2 separate regions of the Homo sapiens genome follow, and region 1 is linked to region 2. Evidence: read pairs that join two places in POLR2A ChIA-PET (ENCODE). Cell type or tissue: B cell. All regions are shown on one strand. Each heading gives the region's core, and the rest is flanking DNA. Links, peaks and the distances in the headings are about the cores only.

Evidence for each region. Peaks named below come from ENCODE experiments on the same cell type or tissue, not always from the same donor. Only the 100,000 strongest peaks of a DNase experiment are listed, where the experiment ranks them.
Region 1: POLR2A ChIA-PET joins it to region 2 with 9 read pairs; 4 of 35 experiments call an interaction of 5 or more read pairs at or near these places.

The regions. Positions count from the first base shown.
Region 1 is chr19:10,548,284-10,563,582 of GRCh38, reverse strand. It overlaps ATG4D (autophagy related 4D cysteine peptidase), which reads right to left. Exons shown (of 10, transcript NM_032885.6): 6 at 14,549-14,679; 7 at 11,608-11,686; 8 at 11,462-11,538; 9 at 11,259-11,378; 10 at 10,165-10,698. The coding sequence ends at 10,516. It overlaps KRI1 (KRI1 homolog), which reads left to right. Exons shown (of 19, transcript NM_023008.5): 4 at 746-854; 5 at 1,738-1,792; 6 at 1,867-1,916; 7 at 2,318-2,414; 8 at 2,503-2,580; 9 at 3,135-3,271; 10 at 3,647-3,773; 11 at 3,875-3,970; 12 at 4,054-4,224; 13 at 5,344-5,419; 14 at 5,523-5,611; 15 at 5,688-5,814; 16 at 5,901-6,031; 17 at 8,234-8,298; 2 more. The coding sequence ends at 9,632. It overlaps MIR1238 (microRNA 1238), which reads right to left and starts at 11,461; the gene lies at 11,379-11,461. It also overlaps the pseudogene RNU7-140P. RefSeq lists enhancers at 9,154-9,233, 9,264-9,313, 9,334-9,503. In B cell, for the core only: no CTCF peak of the experiment used is centred there; DNase peaks (open chromatin) are centred at 9,422 and 10,341; H3K4me3 peaks cover 544 bases; H3K27ac peaks cover 4,288 bases.
Region 2 is chr19:10,817,751-10,823,580 of GRCh38, reverse strand. It overlaps DNM2 (dynamin 2), which reads right to left. Exons shown (of 21, transcript NM_001005361.3): 16 at 3,492-3,601. Among named protein-coding and RNA genes, the nearest start is that of MIR199A1, 3.2 kb to the right of the region's middle. In B cell, for the core only: no CTCF peak of the experiment used is centred there; a DNase peak (open chromatin) is centred at 3,195.

The DNA of each region.
Region 1 (15,299 bases), core at 7,251-12,250, 270 kb after region 2:
TTGAGGTCAGGAGTTCGAGACCAGCCTGGCCAACATGGTGAAACCCCATCTCTACTAAAAATAACAAAAATTAGCTGGGCGTGGTGGTGCACACCCGTAATCCCAGCTACTCAGGAGGCTGAGGCAGGGGAATCGCTTGAACCTGGGAGGCGGAGGTTGCAGTAAGCCAAGTCACGCCATGCACTGGGCAACGGAGTGAGACTCTGTCTCAAAAAAATAATAATAATGGCCGGGTGCGGTGGCTCACGCCTGTAATCTCAGCACTTTGGGAGGCCGATGCAGGCAAATCACCTGAGGTCAGGAGTTCGAGACCAACCTGACCAACATGGAGAAACCCCATCTCTACTAAAAATATAAAAATTAGCCGGGCGCGGTGGTGGGCACCTGTAATCCCAGCTGCTTGGGAGGCTGAGACATGAGAACAGCTTGAACCCGGGAGGCAGAGGTTGCAGTGAGCCGAGATCATGCCATTGCACTCCAGCCTGGGCAACAGAATGAGACTCCACCTCAAAAAAAAATAAGTAAATAAATAATAACAACAATAATAATAATCAAAGCAGGAATTACTGACTGAATGACCCCAACCCCACCAGATGGTGACAAGCACAATACTCTTGGACAGCTGGGAATTGGTGGATTTGGGATTTGAATCCTCTGTCTAACCCTGGCCCTGCCCTGTGGGATTCTCTGCCACGGCAAAGAAGGGGGTTGTGGGTGATGGCAGGTGTCTTTGGTGGGTTAACAGCATCGTCATCAGACAGTGAGGAGGACCCAGAAGCCTTGGAGAAGCAGAAGAAAGTGCGGCCCATGTACCTGAAGGACTACGAGAGGAAGGTTATCTTGGAGAAGGCAGGGTATGGAGAAGGCCTACATCCCCACCCCCTGGTTCCCAGCCCTGTCAGGTCTATGGGGGTCTTAGGGGCAGGAGAGGGAAAAAAGCTGGCAGCCTGGGCCGGGCATGGTGGCTCATGCCCATAATCCCAGCACTTTGGTAGGCTGAGGCAATAGGATCGCTTGAGGACAGAAGTTTGAGACCAGGCTGGGCAACATACCCCGCCTCTACAAAAAAATTAAAAATTAGCTGGGCATGATGATGTGTACCTGTAGTCCCAGCTACTCAGGAGGCTGAGGCAGGAGGATTGAGCCAGGAGATGGAGGCTGCAGTGAGCTATGATCAGGCCACTGCACTCCAGCCTGGGCAACAGAATAAGACCCTGTCTCAAAAAGAAAAAAGGCCGGGCATGGTGGCTCATGCCTGTAATACCAGCACCTTGGGAGGCTGAGGCGGGCAGATCACCTGAGGTCAAGAGTTTGAGACCACCCTGGCCAACATGGTGAAACCCCGTCTCTACTAAAAATACAAAAATTAGCCAGATGTGGTGGTGGGCGCCTGTAGTCCCAGCTACGTGGGGAGGCTGAGGCAGGAGAATCGCTTGAATCTGGGAGGTGGAGGTTGCAGTTTTCCGAGATCATGCCACTGCCCTCCAGCCTGAGGGATAGAGCGAGACCCTGGCTCCAAAAAAGAAATGCTGTCACCCATGATTGGAAAAGAAAAAAAAAAAAAAAACGCTGGAAACTCACCAGAATCGCAGATAGCCCTGAGAGCAGGAGTCTCAGTGATTCCATAGCCCTCCGATGACCCCCGCCAGCTGTTGCTTGGAATAGCTGCTCCGCATGGGCATGGGGACAGGCGGGCCCTGGAAGATATATTCTGAAGACCCCACTTTTCCTTTACAGCAAATATGTTGATGAGGAGAACTCAGACGGGGAGACTTCCAATCACAGACTCCAGGTGGGTGGGGTGAAGGCTGGGTCGGGGGGCTGAGGGGCCTGGGGCTGGCCTGAGACCTATGGCCCTCTCTGCAGGAGACATCGTCGCAAAGTTATGTGGAGGAACAGAAACAGCTCAAGGAAAGGTGAGGCTGGGTGGGCGGGAATGGCCCAATGGAGGAAAGTTGAGGCTCGGGGGTTGGATAGGCACGGGTTCAAATTGAGCTCTGTCACTTTCTATGTGCTTCAGTTTCCTCATCAGTTAAACGGGGTTAATAACATCACAGCACTGCTCTGAGCTTGTTGAGAGGAGAGCTCAGGGCTTAGTAAATGGGGTTAATCTTGGGGCAGCCAGCCAGGTGAGGTGGCTCATGCCTGTAATCTCAGGGCTTTGGTGGGCAGAGGAGGGAGGATCACTTGAGCCCAGGAGTTCAAGATCAGCCTGGGCAACATAGTGAGACCCCAGCTCTACAAAATAAAATAAATACTGGGGCAGCAGACAGGGGCCAGCCTGCCTGTCCTGAGGCTTGTTTTCTCTCGTGGGCAGCTTCCGGGCATTTGTGGAGGACAGTGAGGACGAGGACGGCGCTGGGGAGGGCGGCTCCAGTTTGCTGCAGAAACGTGCCAAAACCAGGCAGGAGAAGGTGGGTACTGGGGCCTGACTGGACTGCTGGGGGACAGGGTGGCGGGTGGCTGGGCATCTGCGGATGCTCAGTGCTAGCTTTCCCCCAGGCCCAGGAGGAGGCCGACTACATCGAGTGGCTGAAGGGACAGAAAGAGATTCGGAACCCAGATTCCCTGAAGGAACTGGTGAGTTCTCACGCATGGTCGCTGATGGAGTAGACCGCGTGTTCCGCGTCCATCCAACCTATTTACAGAAAGTAACCCTCTGAAGATGGGATATGTACATCTCTGGGCCTCAGCTCCTACATCTCTTTAAATGGGGATAGGCTGGGTGCCGTGGTTCACACCTGTAATCCCAGTGCTTTGGGTGGTCAAGGCAGGAGGATTGCTTGAGGCCAGGAGTTTGAGACTGGCCTGGGCAACATAGCAAAATGGCTCTACAAAAAAATGAAAAAATTAGCCAGGCATGGTGGCATGCACCTGTAGTCTCAAATACTTGGGAGGCTAAGGTGGGAGGATCTTGTGAGCCCGGGAGGTTGGGTCTGCAGTGAGCTATGATCACACGACTGTACTGTCACCTGGATGGCAGAGTAAGACCCTGTCTCGAAATAAAAATAAGAAACCAAAATGGGGCTAATGTCACCTACTCCAGAGGCTGGCTGTGAGGTCCATGTGGTGAGCATGCCTGCCCTCCTTCCCTGTCCTCCATTGACCAGAGTCCTGTCTCCTGTCACCCCCAGACGCATCTCAAGGAATACTGGAACGACCCTGAGTTGGATGAAGGGGAGCGGTTCCTGCGGGATTACATCCTCAACAAACGCTATGAGGAGGAGGAAGAGGAGGAGGAAGATGAAGAGGAAATGGAGGAAGAGGAGGGGTGAGCCACTGCATCTCCCCAGGACCTAGATTTTGGGTGCGCTTCATGAAGTATTCCCAGGCGGCACTGGCCAGGAGGCAGAGGGCACCATGTGTGTATTTTTTTCACAGATGGTGGCAGAGTTAGTCTTCTGTAAGGCAGAGCCACAGAGTATAGGCTCTGGAGCCAGGTGGCACTGCCTCAAATCCTGGTTCGGCTTCAAGACTTTCATGCCTCAGTTTCCCCATCTGTAAAATGAGGACAATAGCAGCGTGCACCTTGTAGGGTTCTTGTGAGGATTAAATGAGTTCATACGCTTCGTACCCAGGCGTGCAGGAAAGGGGGGCTCGACCTCACTTGGCTGGCCCCCTGGCATCACCACATCTTGCCCCTCAGGGTCCACGGTCCCCCAGTCCAGCTGGCTGTGGACGACTCCTCAGACGAAGGGGAGCTGTTTCTGAAGAAACAGGAGGACTTTGAACAGAAGTACAATTTCCGTTTCGAGGAGCCGGACTCAGCATCGGTGTGTGGCTGGGGCTGGGGAGGACTCAGCCCCCAGGGTTCAGGCCCAGGGAACCCCACATCATCTCTGCGGCCCTTGTGGGCTTTTCTGATTGCGCCTAGGTCAAGACCTACCCACGCAGCATCGCGTCCTCCGTGCGCCGTAAGGATGAGCGCAGAAAGGAGAAGAGGGAAGAGACTCGGGAGCGAAAGAAGAGGGTGAGTGTGGGGGGTGAGCTGGGGAGGACCCCCCAGCCCTGGAGGAAAGCCCATGCCCTCCCCCTCTCTGCCTGGGCCTGCAGGAGAAAGCAAAGAAGCAGGAAGAGCTCAAGCAGCTGAAGAACCTGAAGAGGAAGGAGATTCTGGCCAAGCTGGAGAAGCTGCGGAAAGTAACAGGCAACGAGATGCTGGGCCTCGAGGAGGGGGACCTTGAAGACGACTTCGACCCTGCCCAGCACGACCAGCTCATGCAGGTGCGGCCCTCATCCCGGCCCAACATGACGCTGAGTTCACACAAACATGGCTCTCACTGGCCACGGTGGCTCACGCCTGTAATCCCAGCACTTTGGGAGGCTAAGGCAGGCAGATCACCTGAGGTCAGGAGTTCGAGATCAGCCTGGCCAACATGGTAAAACCTCATCTCTACTAAAAATACAAAAATTAGCCAGGTGTGGTGGTGTATGCTTGTAATCTCAGCTACTTGAGAGGCTGAGGCAGGAGAATTGCTTGAACCCGGGAGGCAGAGGTTGCAGTAAGCCGAGATCATGCCACTGCATTCCAGCCTGGGCGACAGAGGGAGCCTCTGTTTTAAAAAAAAAAAAAGACCTGGCCGGGTGCAGTGGCTCACACCTGTAATCCCAGCACTTTGGGAGGCCGAGGCAGGCGGATCACGAGGTCAGGAGATTGAGACCATCCTGGCCAACATGGAGAATCCCCATCTCTACTAAAGATACAAAAAATTAGCCAGGGTGTAGTGGCGTGCACCTCTAATCCTAGCTACTCGGGAGGCTGAGGCAGGGAATCGCTTGAACCCGGGAGGTGGAGGTTGTAGTGAGCCAAGATCTCGCCATTGTACTCCAGCATGGGCTACTGGGTGAGACGCTGTCTCAAAAAAAAAAGATCTTAGCCGGGCGTGGTGGCACATGCCTGTAATCCCAGCTATTCCGGAGGCTGAGGCAGGAGAATCGCTTGAAACCGGGAGGCAAGGGTTGCAGTGAGCCGAGATAGTGCCATTGCACTCCTGCTTGGGCAACAAGAGCGAAATTCTGTTTCAAAAAAAAAAAAGACCTGGGGCCTGAGTAGTGCACCAGGTGGTGGGCACCACAGGGGCGAAGGTGGGTAGGACGGCGAAGAACTGTGGATATGTGGAACTGAATGGCGGCCAGTACATCACAGGGTAGACAGCAGGGGAGTTGGCGGAGGATCCTGGACATGCAGGGCCTCCCACCTCAGGAGCTAGGTGCTGGGAGGGCTGTAGGGAGCCCTAGCTGTAGGAGTAAAGTTGCCAAGGAGGGGGTCATTGGCGGCATCGTAGGGGGCTCAGCTCCTATGTCTCGAGTGGGCTCTGGTAACCGCCAGCCCTGACCCTGCAGAAGTGCTTTGGGGACGAGTACTACGGGGCCGTGGAGGAGGAGAAGCCACAATTTGAGGAAGAAGAAGGGCTTGAAGGTGAGATCAGCTGGGGCACTGGGCTGGGGATTGGGGACTGGGGACTGGGACTGAAGCCCAAGGTCCCACCCTGGCCCCACCTGTCTGTTCTCCCTGCATCCAGACGACTGGAACTGGGACACGTGGGACGGGCCTGAGCAGGAGGGAGACTGGAGCCAGCAGGAGCTGCACTGTGAGGACCCCAACTTCAACGTAGGTATCACGGGTTGAGGGAGTCCCAGGGGCCCTGACGGGGGGCTGGTGGGATCTGACCTGTGCGTCCTGGCAGATGGACGCCGACTACGACCCCAGCCAGCCGAGGAAGAAAAAGCGCGAGGCCCCCTTGACGGGCAAGAAGAAGCGCAAGTCGCCCTTCGCCGCGGCCGTGGGGCAGGAGAAGCCCGTGTTTGAACCCGGTGAGGCCCAGGTGGGCAGGCCGTGGGTAGGCAGGGGGCACCGCGGGGCCTGGCATAGCCCAGCAGCCTGGCTCTGTCTCGAGCAGGGGACAAGACGTTCGAGGAGTACCTGGATGAGTATTACCGGCTGGACTACGAGGACATCATCGACGACCTGCCCTGTCGCTTCAAGTACCGCACAGTGGTGCCCTGTGACTTTGGCCTCAGCACTGAGGAGGTAGGGGCCCCGGGCAGGCAGGGACACTGCAGGGGGCACCAGGTATGCCGAAGGGGTAGAAAGCTGGCCCTGAGTCCCAATCTCTGTTGCTCAGAAATGCCACAACATGGCAGGCTGTTTCTTCATCTTGAAAATGATAATATTCGGTTGGGCGCAGTGGCTCATGCCTGTAATCGCAGCACTTTGGGAGACCGAGGCAAGTGGATCACCTGAGGTCAGGAGTTCGAGACCAGCCTGGCCAACGTGGTGAAACTCCGTCTCTACTAAAAATACAAAAAAATTAGCCAGGCATGGTGGCAGGCGCCTGTAGTCCCAGCTACTTGGGAGGCTGAGGCAGGAGAATCGCTTGAACCCAGGAGGCAGAGGTTGCAATGAGCCGAGATTGCACCACTGCACTCCAGCCTAGGTGACAGAGCGCCAAAAAAAAAAAAAAAGAAATGCTAATAGTCCTAATGACAGTGCTAATAACATTACCTCACCTCAAAGGTAATATTACTACCTTCTACAAGGTGGGGGCTTAAAACAGTGCCTCACCTATGGCACGCCCCGTAAATATTACTTCTTTTTTTTGAGACATAGTCTCGCTCTGTCACCCAGGCTGGAGTGCAGTGGTGCCAACCTCCTGGGCTCAATTGATCCTCCTACCTCAGCCTCCCAAGTAGCTGGGACTACAGGCATGTGCCACCATGCCCAATTAATTTTTTTTAATTAAAAATATTTTTTGTACAGATGATGTTTTACTGTGTTGTGCAGGCTGGTCTCGAACTCCCTGGGCCTAAACAAGCTTCCTGCTTTGGCCTCCCAAAGTGCTGGGATTCTGCGTGTGAGCCACCACACCCAGCCAATATTACTTTTTATTTTTGTTTATTTTTTGATTGGTTGATTGGGACAGTGTCTTGCTCTGTCACCCAGGCCGGCATGCGGTGGTGCAAACTCAGCTCACTGCAAACTCCGCCTCCCAGGTTCAAATGATTCTCCTGCCTTAGCCTCCCAAGTAGCTGGAACTACAGGCATGTGCCATCATGCCCAATTAATTTTTGTATTTTTAGTAGAGATAAGTTTTACCATATTGGCCAGGCTGATCCCAAATTCCTGGCCTCATGTGATCTGCCTGCCTCAGCCTCCCAAAGTGCTGGGATTACAGGTGTGAGCCACCAGGCCCAGCCAATATTATTTTATTCCTGTCAGTATGTATTAGCAGCAGTCTGGCTGGTAAGACTTGGTAGCAGGGCTGGTCACACTGGCTCACACCTGTAATCCCAGTACTCTGGGAGGCTGAAGCAGGAGGATCACTTGAGCCCAGTAGTTCTGAGACTAACCTGAGCAACATAGGGAGATCTAGTCCTAGCTACTTGGGAGGCTGAGGTAGGAGGGTTGCTTGAGTCCAGGAGGTTGAGGCTGCTGTGAGCTGTGAGCCTGCCACTGCACTCCAGCCTGGGTGACATAGTGAGACCCTGTCTCAACAAAAGACTTGGTGTCCTCTGGAACCAGGGGGCCTAGGTGGGTTCAAGCCCTGGCTTGGCTGCTCACCAGCTGAGTCTTTGGACAAATGATTCCCCTATCTGTGCCTCAACTCCCCATCTGTAAAGTGAGACAATAATTGATAGCACCCCAACTTTGGTGACTATGGAAGGAACAGAAATGAGACCAAAGTGTGTGGCACCTGGCAGGCTGTGGGTACCTACTATGCCTGACTGATGACGGCTGAAGGTGCACGACCATTTTCATGGTCAGTAAAAATAGCCGATGTGTACTAAGCTTATACCATCGGCATTCAATCACTTCCTCTTTCTGATGGCCTTCCAGTAGGTTTGGAAACAGGCCTAGAGGCTGGGAATGACAGTTTCATATGTAATTAGGAAGCCTGGTGGTTGGCAGCGACCCCTGCCCGTTCTGAGGCTTTGGGGATGGCCGGGTATGGGTGACAGCTCAAGGGCCCTGAGGCTCAAACTGGAATCAATTCAGCCAACTTCCCAGCCATCTGGCCTAGGGCAAGGATCCGTTCTCTGAGCCTCAGTTACCCCATCTGCTGACCTCTACAAAAATCATTGGCCTCTGTAGAGATCAGCTGTCTCTGGCCATCATGGCAACCCTGCTGGGTGGTAGCGGCATTACCGTTTTGACTAATGACATGACTTAGGCTCAGGGAAGGCCCCGCCTGGGCAATATCACAGCAGGTCCCCACTCTCCCTTCCCACGCAGATCCTCGCTGCTGACGATAAGGAGCTGAACCGGTGGTGCTCCCTAAAGAAGACCTGCATGTACAGGTGATGGGGCGGGGCGCGGCGGGGCCACATGCGCAGGGGGCAGGGCGGGCAGCCTCGGGCACTTCCCAGAGCACCCAACACAGGGGCATCTGTCTGCAGGTCAGAGCAGGAGGAGCTGCGGGACAAGCGGGCGTACAGCCAGAAGGCCCAGAACTCATGGAAAAAGCGGCAGGTCTTCAAGTCACTCTGCCGAGAAGAGTAAGCAGTGCTGGCTGGGGAAGCGTGGGTGGGGAGCCTGTCAGGCCCAGGCTTGAGTCTTGGCTCCGTCAACCTCTTGTTGCATGACTTTGGGAATGCAGCGCCCCCCGCTCTGAGACCTGGGTTCGAATCCTATATGGGCACCAACGTTGTGTGACCTTGGGCAAGTCGCTACCCCTCTCTGGGCCTCTTTCTCATAAGATGGAGATAGAGACGGTTCTGCCTTATCAAGTTGCAGAGGATGAAATGAGTTAATTCTCGTAAAGTGATTAAGATATGGTAAATGCCCCATAGGTCTTAGCTGTTATTAGGATTGCTTTCGCCCAGTCTAGAAGGCAGGGGTGATAGATGCACACAGTTTATTTAGAGCTAAAATGAGGCCAGGTGTGTGCTCCAACCTATAATCCCAGCACTTTGGGAGACTCAAGCGAGAAGATCGCTTGAGCCCAGGAGTTGGAGGCTGCAGTGACCTATGGTAACGCGACTGCACTCCAGCCTGGGCGACACAGCAAGACCTTGTCTCTAAGGAAGAAAAAGGCTAAAATGAGTTAATTGATGTGACTAGCTTAGGGCAGGCCCAGGCACAAATACCAGAATCCTCAGCCTCACAATCTAGTCTTTGGGTTCCGTAGAAAAGCGCTGGCTTTGGCCTGAAACCCAGGTCTGAATCCCAGGCAGGCCCTCGGTCGCTGTGCGGCTGCTTCACTATGCCCCTCCTTTCCCTGTCTGTAAAATGGGGCATGCGTGCTCAAGAATGGGCCTGATCTTGACAGGCCTGGGCTGAGCCCTGACTTTTCTCCCTCAGGGCAGAGACACCTGCGGAAGCCACAGGGAAGCCACAGAGAGATGAAGCCGGCCCACAGAGGCAGCTGCCAGCCCTTGATGGCAGCTTGATGGGGCCGGAGAGTCCCCCAGCACAGGAAGAGGAAGCCCCTGTATCACCCCACAAGAAGCCAGCCCCCCAGAAGCGGAGGAGGGCCAAGAAGGCACGGCTGCTGGGCCCCACTGTGATGCTTGGTGGATGCGAGTTCAGCCGCCAGAGACTGCAGGCCTTTGGCCTCAACCCCAAACGGCTGCACTTCCGCCAGCTGGGCCGGCAGCGGAGGAAACAACAGGGGCCCAAGAACAGCTCCTGAGCACCAGGGAGCAGGCAGGGGCCTCAGGCTCCTCTCCTCAAATCAAGCCCTGGACAGGTCTCGCACCCACAAGTACTATCTGCTGCAGAGATCCTCTCATCTGTGGCCAGGCACGCCTGTAATCCCAGCACTTTGGGAGGCCGAGGTGAAAGGATCACTTGAGCCCAGGAATTGGAGACCAGCGTGGGCAACTTAGCGAGACTCCATCTCTACAAAATGTGGTGACACATGCCTGTAGTCCCAGCTACTCAGGAGGCTGGGGAAGGAAGATCACTTAAGGCCATGAGTTTGAGGCTACAGAGAGCTATGATTGCACCACTGCACTCCAGCCTGGGCAACAAAGCAAGACCCTGTCTCTTGAAAAAAAAAAAAAAATTAAAAAACACGTGTAGCTGTGGGTAAGGAAGTCGTCCCATTTTATGGATGTGGAAACTGAGGCTGACTTAAACTTCCCGTGACTTGGAGCTCTCACCTCGAGACACCTCCCAGACCCCACATCCCCTCAGAACGCTGCGCCCAGCCACACCCACGATCAAGTTACACAGCTTTATTGGCCCCCAGCAGCCACAGTTCCCCCAAGGGGGCTTTGGGACAGGGAGGGCCCGGGCGTCCAGTGCAAACTACAGTACGTGAGTCAGGCCCTGAGGGGGGTGCCCGGGGTCCTCCTTCCCTACCCTGCCAGGAGGGCCCCGCTGGTGGGAGACAGGTGTATGGGCTCTGTGGGCTCTGTCCCTGGCTGAATGGCCCCAGACTGGTTGCAGCTGGGCTTGAGGGGCTGACAACAGGAAGTACCATCATCACTGCCAGAGCTCAAGATCCCACACCCGACATGACATAAATAAAAAAATAAATAGTGTTGTATCTTTCCCCTCATCCCCTCCCTTTATAAAAACACAAAGTCCTCAGAGCTGGGGCGTTTGGCCCTGAGGAGCCGCCCTGTGCGAGGGAGCCGGAGTGTGGGCTGGGCGAGCTGGGAGCAGAGGTCGTCCAGGCTGTGGTCCTGAGCATGGCCCTCGGCCAGGGTGAACATGGGGTACCGCTCTGTGGCTGAGGAGGAGCTGAGGACCTGGCGGGAAGAGGGAGACAGGGTCAGCCACAAACAGTGCCAAGCCATATTCCTTAGCCCAGGTTTATTTAGTAGGTGCTTCTCAGGACCACCTCTCCAGGAGAGAGCAGCCAATCAGCACCTTCCATCCCCTGGCCACAGTGATTGGCTCAGCCATGAGCATGTGACCCAGCTCAGCCAAAGACTGACAGTCCTGGGATTTTTGCTGCAAAACCTGCGTTTCCCTTCCAGTGACCACAGGGTGGGTGCCCAGAATGGCTGGTGGCCATCTCTCGCCCCCATAAGGGTAGAGTCCTGGTCGGACAGCAGGGCCAAGAGACAGGGAGGGTTCCCACCACTTGAGCCCCTGGATACAGCTGCCTCCAAGGGATGATGCCTTAACAGTGGGCTTTGGCGTTCCCACCTTTTCAGGGGTGGACATTCTTCACATTTCCCAGGTTAGGACCCCTAGCCTGGAAGCAGCACCCCAGCTCTGCTGGACTCGAGGCCTCTGTTCCTCTTTCACCCCCAGCCCTGCCCAACCGCCCCCCTCACCCCACTCCAGCTTTCCTCTTGCTCACCCTGGTCAGCTCTGAGCAGAGTGTCTCAAACTCCTTCCTGTCTCCAGCATAGAAGCCCACGGTACAGCTTGGGTCCATCTTGGCAAAGGCCATCTTGCGGGGCGAGGTGCAGTGGAAGGACTGGGGCAGACAGACGAGGAAGGCTCAGAGGCTGGGCTGCCCACCCGCCATGGCCCCAACCACACACTGGGGCTCCCACTCACCTCCAGGGGGAAGTCGGCCTGGCTGACATCCACAGTGGGCTGGCAGTAGTGAGGGTCCAGGTACAGCAGGAAGTCATCTGCAGGGGGTGCAGGTGTGAGTGGGGGTGCGGTGGGGGGTGGGAGGAGTGAGGAGGGGGTGGGCCTACCTTGGTAGCCAATGAAGTACAGTGAGTGTCGCGGTTTCCCACCCATGATGCCCAGGCACAGCTCGCAACGCAGGAGTTCCTGCAGGGAGGAGGGTAGGCAGGTGCTGTCAGGCAGCCACTCAACAAACGCTTGGCAAACACCTCCTCTGTGAGAACCCAGCCTCTGGAGGGCAGCAGTGATCAAGACCACAAAACCCTTGCCCTCAGGAGCTGACATCCTAGTGTGAGAGACTAACAAGGAAGATGATTACATGAATTTTTTTTTTTTTTTTTTTTTTGAGACGGAGTCTCACTCTGTCACCCAGCCTGGAGTGCAGTGGCCCAATTGGCTCACCGCAACCTCCGCCTCCTAAGTTCAAGCGATTCTCCTGCCTCAGCTTCTCAAGTAGCTGGGATTACAGGCACCCGCCACCACACCCGGGTTAATTTTTTGTATTTTTAGTAAAAATGGGGTTTCACCATGTTAGCCAGGCTGGTCTGGAACTCCTCCTAACCTCAGGTGATCTGCCCGTCTCGGCCTCCTAAAGTGCTGGGATTACAGGCTGGAGTGCAGTAGCACGATCTTGGCTCACCGAAACCTCCATCTCCTGGGTTCAAGCAGTTCTCCTGCCTCAGCCTCCCGAGCAGCTGGGATTACAGGCGCCCGCCACCACGCCCAGCTAATTTTTGTATTTTTAGTAGAGACGAGGTTTCACCATGTTGGCCAGACTGGTCTTGGACTCCTGACCTCAGGTGATCCACCTGCCTCCCAAAGTGCTGGGATTACAGGCGTGGGCCACCACGCCCAGCCAATTACATGATTTATCTCATGTGTTAGAGGTGATAACTATATGGAAAAGAATAAAAGAGGGAAGGGAGCCTTGTGATTTTAAGTAAAGAGGTCAAACATTACAGCTCTTTTAGAATTTGTCTCAGGTTTTCTGGTTCTCACTGGAAAACCCCCCACGCAAAAAATATTTTAAAACAGGAGCCAAGCAGTGGCTCATGTCCATAATCTCAGTACTTTGGGAGGCCGAAGCGGGAGGATCACGAGGTCAGGAGATCGAGACCATCCTGATTAACACAATGAAACCCCATCTCCATTAAAAATACAAAAATTAGCCAGGAGTGGTGGCGGACGCCTGTAGTCCCAGCTACTCGGGAGGCTGAGGCAGGAGAATGGCATGAACCCAGGAGGTGGAGCTTGCAGTGAGCTGAGATCATGCCACTGCACTCCAGCCTGAGTGACAGAGCAAGACTCCGTCTCAAAAAAAAAAAAAAAAAAAAAGCCACATGCATCACTGCTGAAAGAGTGCTCCAAGCAGCAGGGGCAGCAAGCGCAAAGGCCCTGAGGTGGGAGTGTCTGAAATAGGTGAGGAGGCCCCTGTGGCTGCAGCAGAGTGTGGGAGGAGGATATGAGGTCAAGGTGGGGGATATCCCGACATCAAGAAGGTGGTGTGGACAAATAGTGCCGGGCTCTGTGGGTCACTGGGAAAACTGGCTTTTATTCGGATGCAAATACATAGGGGACTTTCCAGCCTCAGGGTCTCTGTCTTGCTGTTCCTTTTGCCTGGAGCACTTCTCCTCTGGCTCCTCATTTGCCTGGTGGCTGCAGAGGCGCTTTTCTAGGCTCTGCTGCTACCCTCATCTGCCCTTCATTGGGTTACTGTTTTTTTAAAGTTGTGTAGAGGCTGGGTGCAGTGGCTCATGCCTGTAATCCCAACGCTTTGGGAGACCGAGGTGGGTGGATCACCTGAGGTCGGGAGTTCAAGACCAGCCTGGCCAACATGGGAAAACCCCATCTCTGCTAAAAATACAAAAATTAGCCGGGCGTGGTGGCATACACCTGTAATCCCAGCTACTTGGGTGGCTGAGGCAGGAAATTTGCTTGAACCTGGGAAGCGGAGGTTGCAGTGAGCCAAGACGGTGTCACTGCACTCCAGCGTGGGCAAGAGAGTGAGACTCGAATATTTTCAAAAAAAATTGTGTAGAGATGGGGGTCTCACTATGTTGCCCAGACTGGTCTCAAATGATCCTCCTGCCTCGGCCTCCCAAAGTGCTGGGATTATAGGCCTGAGCCACTGTGCCTGGCTTCATTCCAAACAGTGATGCTACTTTGGTTACATAGCCACTGCTGAGCATCCTCCCATCAGAACGTCTGCTCCCAGCAGGCACACTCAGAACTCCTGCCTATTCTGTTCCCCTCTGAATCCCCAGCAGTCGGGACAGTGGGGAGCACACATAGCAGGTGCTGCATAGTATAAAAAAAGAAGGGATGGGCCGGGCGTGGTGGCTCACACCTGTAATCCCAGCACTTTGGGAGGCTGAGGTGGGTGGATCACCTGAGGTCAGGAGTTTGAGAACCAGCCTGGCCAACATGGCGAAACCCCGTCTCTACTAAAAATACAAAAGTTAGCCGGGCGTGGTGGCACACGCCTGTAGTCCCAGCTACCTGGGAGACTGAGGCAGGAGAATTGCTTGAACTCGGGAGGCGGAGGTTGCAATGAGCCAAGACTGTGCCACTGCACTCCAGCCTGGGCAAAAGAGCAAGACTCTGTCTCAAAAAAAAAGGGATGGCCCGTGTGGTGGCTCACGCCTGTTATCCCAGCACTTTGGGAGGCCGAGGTGGGCAGATGACCTGAGGTTAGGAGTTCAAGATCAGCCTGACCAAAATGGTGAAACCCTGTCTCTACTAAAAGTACAAAATTAGGTGGTCGTGGTGGCGCATGCCTGTAATCCTAACTACTTGGGAGGCTGAGGCAAGAAAATCGCTTGAACCCAGGAGGCGGAGGTTGCAGCGAGCCGAGATCACGTTATTGACCTCCAGCCTGGGCAACAAGAGCGAAACTCCATCTCAAAAAAAAAAAAGTGATGAGGGCTGCACAAACAGCAGCCCTAACACAAACTAAACAAGTCTGGAGGGCTCCCAGGTGGAGGTGTCCTAGAATTCAGCTGAACCTACCTTCACGCAGGGCACATACACGGGGTTGAGAGTCTCGCCACCCAGTCGCACGGGCACCAGGATGACCACAGACTTCCACTCGGCTGTGGGGTCTGGCCTGGCCACCAGGCGTGCCACATCCGCCTTGTACACTGGAGGGACGGGACAGCAGCAGGTCACCTTCTTGCCACCCTTCAAGCCCCAGCGTAGCCCTCTAACCCCAGGGGCTCAACCTCAACCGTGCAATTTCTCAGAGGGCAACACTGTCATCACTAACCAAAATCATCATTCTAGTGCCCCCCAAACACCCCCAGAAAATCCCAGGACCTCCAGGCAGGTGTGGACATCCCCATTTTACAGAGTGGGCAACTGAGGCCCTGGGATGTAGACCAAAAGTATATACAGAAGGGAGAGGTAGAGACTGTTCTCTCAAGCTCCTCCCCAGCCCCATGCCTGACAGGTCCTCAGTGACTCCATGCCTCGGTTTGCCAATACAGAAGCTGGAGCACTGGGCACTCAGCCCCTAAACCAAATATCCTGGTATGTCCCTCCTCCTCCAGTCCCATTTACTTGGGCCCATTCTCCTGCCCCCTGCCTTGCAGCTACGTAAGCCCATTTTGTGCTCCTAGAGAAGTAGATTAGACCCATTTTGGAGATAAGGTTCTCTGAAAATCGAATCTTTTCCCAAACACCTACAATTTTGCATAAAAAATTTACAGAGGTAGCCGGGCACGGTGGCTCCAGCTTGTAATCCCAGCACTTTGGGAGGCCG
Region 2 (5,830 bases), core at 87-5,086:
TTGTTTCTGTTGGATCAGCTGACTCTTCTCTTTTCCTGGGCCCCCAGAGGTGGGCATGTGACCCTCGACACCAACTGTGGCTGGGAAGCTCCCACTGGGGCATTTTCAGGAAAGCCCAGAGCAGCACTGTCCACCAGAACTTTATTATTATTATTATTATTTATTTTTTTTTTTTGAGACGGAGTTTCGCTTTTGTTGTCCAGGCTGGAGTGCAATGGCGCAATCTCGGCTCACCGCAACCTCCACCTTTCGGGTTCAAGCGATTCTCCTGCCTCAGCCTCCCGAGTAGCTGGGATTACAGGCATGCGCCACCACACCTGGCTAATTTTAGTATTTTTAGTAGAGATGGGGTTTCTCCATGTTGGTCAGGCTGGTCTCGAACTCCTGACCTCAGCTGATCCGCCCACCTCGGCTTCCCAAAGTTCTGAGATTACAGGTGTGAGCCACTGTGCCCGAATGTGTTTTGTTTTGTTTTTGAGACAGAGTCTTGCTCTGTCGCCCAGGCTGGAGTGCAGTGGCGCGATCTTGGCTCACTGCAAGCTCCGCCTCCCGGGTTCACACCATTCTCCTGCCTCAGCCTCCCGAGTAGCTGGGACTACAGGCACCTGCCACCACCCCAGCTAATTTTTTGCATTTTTAGTAGAGACGGGGTTTCACCGTGTTCGCCAGGATGATCTCGATCTTCTGACCTCGTGACCTACCTGCCTCGGCCTCCCAAAGTGCTGGGATTACAGGCGTGAGCCCCCGTGCCCGGCCTGTGTGTTTTTTATAAAAAAAGTTTTGGCTGGGCACAGTGGCTCACGCCTGTAATCCCAACACTTTGGGAAGCTGAGGCAGGAGGATCAACTGAGGTCAGGAGTTTGAGACCAGCCTGGCCAACATGGTGAAACCCCGTCAATACTAAAATACAAAAAATTAGCTGGGAGTGGTACTGCATGCCTGTAATCCCAGCTACTCGGGAGGCTGAGGCAGGAGAATCGCTTAAACCTGGGAGGTGGAAGTTGCAGTGAGCCAAGATTGTGCCACTGTCTCCAGCCTGGGCGACAGAGTGAGACTATGTATCAAAACAAAACAAAAAAATTTTTGTAAAGTTTAGGCATGGTGGCTCATACCTGTAATTCCTGCACTTTGGGAGGCTGAGACAGGGGGATTGCTTGAGCTCAGGAGTTGGAGACCAGCCTGAGCAACACAGCAACACCCCCATCTCTACAGAAAATACAAAAATTAGCTGGGCATGGTGGTGTGCGCCTGTAGTCCCAGCTACTCGGGAGGCCGAGGCGGGAGGATCACTTGAGCATGGGAGGTGGAGGCTACAATGAGCTGAGATCATGCCACTGCACTCCAGCCTGGGTGGGTGACAGAGGAAGACTCCATCTCAAAAAAAAAAAAAAAAGAAAAAGAAAAAGAAAAAAGAACCAGGGTCTCAAAGCTGGGAGATAAATGGAATGGATGCTAAACAGTGCTTGCAGATGGTGGTCTACAGGCCAGGCCCCGTGCCACATGCCACGCACATTTTCCTGTCCCACATCCAGGTGTGGTTAAGACAGCCAAGCTGCCCACAAAGCCTTTAAGTGAGAGTTGGGTTTGTGGTCAGCAAGTGGCTGCCCCGAACGACCTCTGGATGAGGTTGTGTGGGGAGAGGCATGCCCTTGTAGCTCCTCCTCTCCTTCCTGCTGCTGCCTGGGACATCATCACAATGGCTGGAGTCTGGGCAGCCATTTTGGACAAAGAAGTAGAAGTCGGGGTTTTGGGCCAGGTGCAGTAGCTCACACCTGTAATCCCAGCACTTTGGGAGGCCGAGGTGGGTGGATCACCTGAGGTTGGGAGTTCGAGCCCAGCCTGACCAATATGGAGAAACCCCGTCTCTACTAAAAATAAAAAATTAGCCAGGCGTGGTGGTGCATGCCTGTAATTCCAGCTACTTGGGAGGCTGAGGCAGGAGAATCGCTTGAACCCAGGAGGCAGAGGTTGCGGTGAGCTGAGATCGCACCATTGCACTCTAGCCTGGGCAACAACAGCGGAACTCCGTTTAAAAAAAAAGTCAGGATTTCATGGCAGGCCTGTCCCACCGCAGAGCTCGGCTTCTGCATATCAGGTGGAATCCTGAGGAACATGCAGGGCCTGGACCCTGATGCCTGTGGAGCTGCTCCACTTTGCCCGGGATACTAAAGTCTGGACTTAATTTACACAAAAAACTATCAACCATCTTATCTTGTTTTTGCAGCTACTACTCTGGGTTTCCTGAACCTGCTCTTAAAAGATATATCAGATAATATTGTCACCCTCCCTGTACAGGAGGCACACGGCTCAGGGACCTGGGACAGCTGCCAGGTGTCATATGGCCAGGGGCAAGCCTAGAAGAGCTATGAAGGTTTTCACGGCCAGCTGGTGGACAAATGGGTCTCGAGCTTTAGGCCAGCCAGAGCAAAGCAGGAGGGAACCAGGAGACTCAGCTGGAGTTGGTGGGTGTAGCCAAGCAGTAGGCAAGGAGGTTCTGGGGCCAGCAGGGAGGACGTCAGTGCCTGCCTACAGGTCTCAGGGTACCACCGGGCCTTTACTGACAGCTAATCCCTGACTCAGGTGGGCCCTGCTTCCTGGATGAGCGTGATTGTGTGAGCATGGGAAGAGCCCTCCTGCCAGCTGGGTTTCTTCCTGAGAGCAGTGTCTCTGCTAAAGTCTCCAGCTACGCCTCATGGGACAGATGTACTGTGAGCTTCCTGGGGCCTCCCATTCTCCAGCTTCACTCTCCTGGGAGCTCATCTGGTTTCGTTCCTTGAAATACCATCCACGCAATGGTGACTGCCCAGTTCACATCCCAGACTGGAGCTCGTTCCTGGACATCACACTCCTCGATCTACCCAGGTGCCTCCCTGATGCACCCTCTCCCTTGGCATGGCCTAAATGGAGCTCTTGGCTGTCTCCAGGCCTACCTGCCGCTGCCTTCCCCACCTCGGCCAATGGCAGCAGCTGGGCAGTGCAGGAGCTCAGGCCCACGTACTCAGGGTCACAATTGGTGCCTTTCTCTCTCATATCCATGCCCACCAGGGCTCCGCCTGACTCTTCTACCCAGAATCTGCACCCTCCTTCCCTATGGGTTCTGGCCCCATCATCGCCCACTTGGACAAGGCAGCGGCCTTTGCCCTCGTCCCCCATCTCTCACCCTCTCATACTGTTTCCCTCTCAGCCACCAGAGGGCTCCTGCAAGCACCTGAGCCAGGTCCTGGTCACCCTGTGCTCAGAACTCTCCATGGCTCCCACTGACTCGGAGCCTGCCTTCATCCTCATCTCTGCCCAGAGAGGTCATCTCTGACCCAGCACGGGAAGCATCCCTGGCATTTGCTATTTCTCACGTGACTCCCCTTTCTAAAAGCTGGGTCCCAAGGGCAGGGACTGCTGACAGCCAGGTGCTCAGTGCTCAGTGAAGGTTGTGGAGTGTGAATGAGGCCATTGGTCTTCACCCCGAGCCATCCCCAGGCCCCTGGGCCCCTCACCTCTGCTCCGTGTTGAAGATGGCGAAGACGTGCTTGTTGGACATGAAGCCCTTCTCCACATCACGGATCTTGAGGTTGTCCAGAGGCAGCATGTACTTCTTCTCTTTCTCCTGAGGGTGGAGGGAAAAGAGTCACCCTGAGCGGTCCACGTGACAACTCAGGATGCCCCAGGCCAGAGCGTGTAGCATGCGCCACCACCAGCCCCGGGGGCTTCTCAATGCTGGTCGCTGCTGTATATGAGCCCATCTGCCGGCCCTTCCCCGTCCGTCACTCTGTCCCAGCCACGCTGCCCTCCATGATGCTCCCTGAGTATCCCACCTGGGTTCCTACCCCAGGGCCTTCGGACGACCGGGCTACTGCCTGATCCTGACACTTGCATGGCTCCCTCCTGCCCTAACTCTACCCGCACCCTCCCCACCTCCATCCTCCTTTTCCCTCACACAACACGTCACGTATCCTGCGCTTGTTGACCTAGGTGCCTGACTGCCTGTGCTTATTGACCTAGGTGGCTGACTGCCACTGGACTGACTCAAGTTTCTCCAGGGCAGGGACTCCTGTTGAGTTCACTGCTGACATGTGGCTGACGGCACGCACAACACAACTGCCCCTCGCCTTGCACGAAGTGAATGGAACTTTTATCTGGGCTCCATCTTTGAAACGAGCCTAGGAGTGAGTTACCTCTGTGATGCCATTTTACAGAGGGGAAGACTGAGGCAGAGAGGAGCAGGGCTGGGATTTCAACCTTGGCCGCTTTAGGACATCTTGGGGCTGGATAGGTCCTGGGCCAGGTGCTGCAGAAGCCTTACTCCCTTTCTTTATTATTATCATTATCATTATTTTAATAGAGATGGGGTCTCGCTATGTTGCCCAGGCTGGTCTTAAACTCCTGGGTTCAAGCGAGCCTCCCAGAGTGCTGGGATTACAGGTGTGCACCACCGCACCTGCCCTATCACTTGCTTTCTAAGGTTGGCCCTGTTCAGGAAGCACCAAGTGCCAGCCACGGCTGTCCAGACTGCTAGGGAGGCAGCTCAGAGGTGGGCCCCTCGGCCAGGGGCAAGGGGCTGGCGAGTCACGGAGCTGGGGGTGGCACCCTGGAGTCCCACACTCACCCAGTGATGTGTGTGCCCACCCGCCACAGCAGCAGCTCTTGGGGACCCATGCCATGCACTGCTTGGTCTCAGTTCACGGATCCCTCCTAGCTCAGAGAGGGAAGCTGGCTGCCGAAGGCCACACGGCAGGCAGCGCAAGCCACAGCAGGACTTCAGAGGCCAGGTCTCTGTGACCCAAAGCCCAGTCCTCCCCACAGTGCCCCTGGCCCTTCTTCTCCCTGGGCCGTCTCTGGAAACTCCTCTCATGTCCCCTCACTGCGCTGCCCCAGCACAAAGCCTAACCTGGCTGCCGCCTCCAAGTTCAGGAGCAGCCACAGTGACTGTGGAGAAGGCAGCGGGGGCTCCCTGGCAAGTGGGGGCCAGCTGGGACTGTCAGGACTTTGCAAGGGGAGCCAGGATGAAGCAGTGGGCTTGGCACATGGGCTCAGCCTCAGGGCGTTAGGAGCTCAGCATGGTTGAGGTGATGCCAGCCCTGCCCTTTCCTGGCCGTGTGCCCTCGGGCAAGCCACTTCCCCGCCACCTCCCATTTCATCTCAGTTTCCTCATCTATCCAAGGAGGATGGAGGAGCTTGGTGCCCACTGCAGAGCTGGTGCCCATGAGCACCCGGGATTTTCTTTGGTTGCTCTTGTGAGCGGCTCCAGGATTAGCCTGCCAGGCTCTAGGCAAAGAAGTAGGGCAGAGCATAGGAAGAGGGGCCCGGTGGCCATGGAGGGAGCAGAGCATAGGAGAGGGGCCCGGTGGCCATGGAGGGAGCAGAGCATAGGAGAGGGGCCCGGTGGCCATGGAGGGAGGGATGCCGCTGCGGACCCAAGGGAGGGAAGGTGATGAAGAAAGCCTGCACCCGTCATCCCAGGCAAGGCTGGGTAACACAGGGCCTGGGTCCCTCCCACCTTTCGGGGAAGAGTTTTGGGGGCTTTAGAAGGGGCTAGGGGAGGGGGCTCTGCAGAAGCCCTGCCCCCGGCTCGGACGTTTGCCCAAGGGCCTTTGCTGCCCTGACCCTATCATATCACGCGGCCGGAAGCTTCCAGCCAGCAGGGCCAAGTAACTGAGTCACAGGCCATTCCAGCTAATGCCACATCTGGAACTGTTTACAGTGCGATTCCGCCGAGAAATCAGTGGCCGCCTTCCTGGTGCTGCCGGCACGCACGCGTGCGCGCGCGCGCACACACACACACACACGTGTGTGTGCGCCCCTCCTCCCCACCCCCGACCCCCAAAGAGTCAGACAT